Regions from separate parts of the Homo sapiens genome. Here region 1 is linked to region 2. The links are chromatin loops, found by intact Hi-C in ENCODE. Cell type or tissue: endothelial cell of umbilical vein. All regions are shown on one strand. Links, peaks and the distances in the headings refer to the core of each region. The heading gives the core; the rest is flanking DNA.

Region 1 (2,814 bases), core at 271-2,770, 230 kb after region 2:
AGGAATGGAAACCAAATTCCCACTCCTTGACTGTAAGCTGAACTTAGTGATTTGCTTCTAATGAACAGAATAAAGTAGAAGTAATGGCATGCAACTTAGGAGACAAGGTCATAAAAGGTACTGCAGCATTATCTTCATTTTCTTCCTTAGATTGCTTGTTCTGGTGAGGGGGCAGGGTGGTGTGTGTGGGGGAAACCAGCTGCCATGTTGTTAGGACATGCAGGCAACCCTGTGGAGAAATACATGCAGTGAGGAACTGAGGCCTCCTGCCAAATACAAGTGAGGAACTGAGTCATTCTGACAACATTTTTATTGGTGAGCCATCTTGGAAGTGGATCCTCCAGCCCCACTCAAGCCTTCAGATGACTGTAGCCCTGGCTAATATCTTGATTGCAACCACACAAGACACTCTGAACCAGAATCATCAAGCTAATCTGATTTCAAATTCCTAGCCCACAGAAATCATAAGATAATAAATGTTTATTGTTTTAAGCCACTAAGTTTTTTGGGGTTGGGGGGTAATTTGTTACATAGAAGCAGCTAAATAATACAAACTCTATAATAGAATTTGTTTTTAAGAAACAAATAATTTCAGCTGTTTTAATCTAAAAGAGGTATAATATAAGGAGTTGGAAGGACTAGAGGAATGTTATTTAGGCTACATTTGCAGAATAATACCACTATACTGTCCTGCAAGAGGAGCTGCTACATCTGCCATTATTAGGAAGATGAAAAATTGGAAAGTTGTGCTGGAATTTCTGACTTCAATGAACTCTGCCAAATCAATCAGCCACTATTGCTGCTGCGATAATACCCACAGAGTTCCTACCTGGATACAGGAATGTGGCTGCAGAACAAAGCATCAGGAAAAATTCCTCTGCCTTACTTCTACCTTCCAAGTCACATGAAAATATATCTGGTTGGCAAAATACTGGCCCCCTCCGCAAAAAAAAAAAAAAAAAAAAATATTTGCTTCCAGGACCCTAGCTGTGAGGGAACCTGGGAAATGTTGTTTGTAGCTTTCTAGCCTCTGCAGTACAGGAAGGCATACCCTGTTAGATCTTGTATAGTTTTGTATTTCTGTGAATATTCTTGAGCTTTATTCTTCAACACAAGTAAGTTTCTGGGACACAGTTTGATTCTTTTGGGTCTTGCTTTTAGGATTTGCTAAGTTTAGTCTAGGATTCATTATTTTCCACTCCTGAGGCAAGAGCATTCCAAGTATTCTACCCAATGCCCTGTAGCCTATGAGGTTTTCTAGTCTGGTTGGTGGGTACTATTTCAATCCGTGTGTGGGTGCCAGGCACTGTTCCCTCTAATCCTTTCACATGGTTCTTTCTTTGGCCTAAGGTATTTTCCTTACACACATGGGATGATCATTACTCTGCTGAATGTGTAGTTGGGAGCCTCTGCAGATGTCTGGGGTTCTTTCTGTGTGCAGCTCTGTCCTCTCTGGTATACTTTAATGTGATTTCTGGCAACTTAGTCTCCCTGAGATGAACTCTTAGTTCTGTCTCCTTAATTCAGGAAATCCATCTGGCTCCACCTAAGGTTTCCTTCCCTGTACTGCAGCCTGGAAACTCAAGCCAGTAAGCGGGGGCAATCGTAGGGCTTACCTCATTTGTTTCCTGTTTCTCAGGATCACCGTCCTTCATTGCTTGATGTCTAGTGTCTTCCAAACTGTTTGTTCAAATACGTTGTGTCCTTTTTTTGGTTGTTACAGATGAGAGCATAAATCTGGCCCTTATTACTCCATTTCAGCCCCTTATCGGTTTTTTTTTTTTTTAATCAGAGCTTATATCACATCTTGTAGGAAAGCATTTCAACCTAACATGGTAATATTTCCTTGGTGACACCATAACTGAGTCTTTAGTAAGCCATTTTTTTGTTGGGGGGGGACGGGGTCTTGCTCTTGTCACCCAGGCTGCAGTGCAGTGGCACGATCTTGGCTCACTGCAACCTCTGCCTCCTGGGATCAAGCTATTCTTCTGCCTCAGTCTCCCGAGGAGCTGGGATTACAGGTGCCTACCACCACGCCCAGCTAATTTTTGTATTTTTAGTAGAGATGGGGTTTCACCATGTTGTCCAGGCTGGTTTCAAACTCCTGACCTCAGGTAATCTGCCCACCTCAGCTTCCCAAAGTGCTGGGATTACAGGTGTGAGCCACCACACCCGGCCTAGTAAGCCATTTTTACTGCTTTGGAAGGCTGAGTAATTCTGGGTGATGGTATACATAATGATGTAATGATTACCATATTTATAATATGCTTAATTTTTCTTTACATTTTGTTCCTTGGTCAGTAGTTGAATGAACAAGACATTTAGTAAGTCTGTGGATGGCAGTACTGGCAGAAATATGACAGATAGGAAAGATAACTCAAACTCAGAATACATCTCTACTCCTTTGGGACAATCTCTGCCTTACTACAAGGGAGGATTTTCTATAGAGTCAGCTGCCCACCAGGTACTACTTTATGGTACTATGTTGTGGACTCATTACTGGCTTCTGCTGTTGGCCGATTGAGCACTCAGCAACAGAAGTAGCCAGATCAGCCTCGGTGAGGGAAAGTTCATCCCTTCCACCATGGTAACTTGTTCACGTGCCCATTGAGTAAGTACTGGGGTGGCTGGGGAAAGAGTCTGACATCTCCAGAACACTTTTACTTGTTTACCAGGTTTTGGAGAGTTTCATCTGCAGTGGTTGACTTTTGGTTAGCAGTCACAACAGACACAACTAATTTTGCACTTTGAGCCAATTCTGAGAGGTTTTCTGTCTGTACATATTGCTGTATAGCAAATCATCCCAAACTTAAT
Region 2 (2,809 bases), core at 1-2,500:
TCTTGATAATATAGTGCTGGTCTTATTATTGAGTGAGCTAGGTTATACTAGACTTAATCATTTAGTTTAGAAATATACAAAATGCTTACCAAAAAATCTTACCTGAAGAATTGTTGTGTCTGTAAGAAGTTGTATCTCTAGCAATTCTGATAAGCTGCTAACAATGTCACAAACTTTGTTATAAAGCATTACTATTACTCTCTGCTTATGGGTAGAACATTTAGCCCGTTTTGCTTTTGAACTTAATAAGCCTCCTAAAATGAAACAAATTCAAGATAAGGAAAACATCAACTTTTAATAATTTTTAATAAACAGTACTCAAACTGTTTTTTGAATTAAGAGAACACAATTTTCTAGCTACAGAACCTGGAAGATAAAGCTTTTTATTTATTAAAATAGAAAATTACTCTCTAGAGATATTCTATTAGAAACATTCTTGCATCAGATAATCTTCAGCAGCTATTAAATCCCTGTATCTAAAATATTATTTTATCTTGATTTCTACTTTTCTCCATTGGAGCAGGATAGTAAGATTATATTTCCCTTTAAATTAATTTGCAGTTATACAATAGATCGTCAAGTTCATTATTCAGGAACTATACTTAGGTATGACCTTACTCCCTTCAAATGTATACATTTCATTGCTCATTTATAAAGGTTAAGAACAAGAAAAGGAGTATTTATCTTGAATCAATCCATTTTGTAGACAACTGCTATTTTGGGTAAAATTAGGGCGAAGTGATAAATGAAACCAGAAGGTAGTATTTTCTGAGATTTTCCCTGACAAGTAGAAATAACTTCTATTATATATAAATGTTCCTAAAGAAATTATAATTGAACAAGTACTATATTCTAGTCAAATCCATAATCAAAATCAGTGTTTATTACAAGTTATATGATTCAAAAATTTTGGTGCCATTTTAAGTCCTATTTTGACTCATCTAACATGGCAAAAATTTACAATAATTTTGATATTATACGAACTAACCTCCATGAGGATCTAATCTGTAAACAGGATCATACTGAGGATAAAGTGTATTCTGCAAATGAAATTTAGTGTACTGTATAACTCTTTCAATTACATCCTCAATGTACACAGCTTTTGGCATGTTAGGGGATGTCATAATGTTGATAGTTGTAAGACAAGCATCCGCTGATTTTGTAACTCTCTCCATAATAAGGTCTCTCCATAACCTTTCTTCTTCTTCAGTATCGTTATTCTGTAAAACAGTATTGTTAATGAAATGGAAATAAACACATTTATAGGTTTAAAATATACATTAAAATTATGATTTGATTTTCACTGGTGGAAAAGTGTTATGATGTGTGTTAATTCTTTTAAGAATATCCAGAATGAGGTACAAATACTGATACTACTTTGAGCACGATTTGTGTTTCAATGTTTTCAAACGTGATATACTCTACCTCATTTCACCACTAGATGACACCCTACTGACAAAGTTATAATTATCTTTATATCCTTTGTGTGCTTTATCCGAATTTAAGATTTAGCTTATGACTTTAACTGCATATAAATTAATTTTGTGTTTTGGGTATAAACATTATGATAGTTTAAAGACTTTATAAATTCTGCTTGCTGCTGTGATAACAAAGCAAAAATTAATGACAAAGGGTAAAATCTTACTTAGTACTAAAATTGACAATCATTCCTAACACCTGCTTTTCGACAACACAGTTTCTGAAACTGAGATTAAAAAGTAGTAATATGCAGACTAATGAAGACTTTTTTTAAATGGATAATTTAAGAACTGACAGAAGACTTTATTTTAATTTACACATCAGCAACTTGACATTGCAAATTAGGAGTAATCTCACTGTTAAAGTAAAAATCCTTCTATCACATCTTTAGTTATGAAATATAAACTATATTACAGGACTACTTCCAATTCAAAGCTTATACCCTAGGAAAACGAACAAAAACACGATATATAATATGTAAAGCAGACAGGGCTTTCTGTTCAGTAATGCCTAAAACCTCACAAAGGAAAGATAAAGTAGCTTGTCTTTGATGCGAACATTGCTGTTTGTTTGGAAGAGTCAGTTAAGGAGGCTCATGATTCATGCCAAACGTTAAGGCTATCCACAACATATTAAATACTGTTACGGTTTTTAGGGATGAAAGTAATTTCCTTAAGACTGAGTCAGCCAGCTCTCCAGAACTCTAGATTTCTGATGATGATTATCACAATTTCTTGGCGAAGTATTTAAGTAACTTGTAGACTAACAATGGAGTAGATTGTTACTTTAGGTTTCTCTAAGCCTTTGTTTCTGTGATGCAAAAAGTAAAGAGAGGGCACTTAAAAATATAAATATATTTAATAATCCAGAAAACAACCACCTGAGATTATTTTTCTACATATTTTATTCCAGAAGTGTCCAATCTTTTGGCTTCCCTGGGCCACAGTGGAAGAAGAATTGTCTTGGACTACATATAAAATACACTAACAATTACGATAGCTGATGAGCGTAAAAAGAAATTGCAAAAAATCCTCATGTTTCAAGAAAGTTTACGAATTTGTGTTGGGCTGCATTCAAATCTGTCCTGGGCCACACGGGCCAGTGGGCCACAGGTTGGACAAGCTTGTTTTATTCCATGTAGATCCCCTAGCAATCCTGTGGCTTTTGTAAACACCAAGAGCATTTCCCTCATAAGATAAAATAAAATCTAGTGCTTGTATATTAAATATATATACTACATACGTATACATGAGAAGTATATATATCAAAAGTGTTCAAAATGGTCATTGCTGGATTAGAATATAGCTTTTTTGGTGCTTTCTGTGTTTTG

The links. Peaks named below come from ENCODE experiments on the same cell type or tissue, not always from the same donor. Only the 100,000 strongest peaks of a DNase experiment are listed, where the experiment ranks them.
Region 1: a loop joins it to region 2, with 33 times the contacts of the local background. A loop is called at or near these places in 2 of 110 quality-filtered maps.

The regions. Positions count from the first base shown.
Region 1 is chr5:36,776,037-36,778,850 of GRCh38, reverse strand. No RefSeq gene overlaps it. Among named protein-coding and RNA genes, the nearest start is that of SLC1A3-AS1, 52 kb to the right of the region's middle. In endothelial cell of umbilical vein, for the core only: no CTCF peak of the experiment used is centred there; a DNase peak (open chromatin) is centred at 1,560.
Region 2 is chr5:37,004,768-37,007,576 of GRCh38, reverse strand. It overlaps NIPBL (NIPBL cohesin loading factor), which reads right to left. Exons shown (of 47, transcript NM_133433.4): 17 at 989-1,220; 18 at 103-254. Among named protein-coding and RNA genes, the nearest start is that of NIPBL, 130 kb to the right of the region's middle. In endothelial cell of umbilical vein, for the core only: a CTCF peak has its summit at 1,428 (motif pointing right); DNase peaks (open chromatin) are centred at 1,466 and 2,136.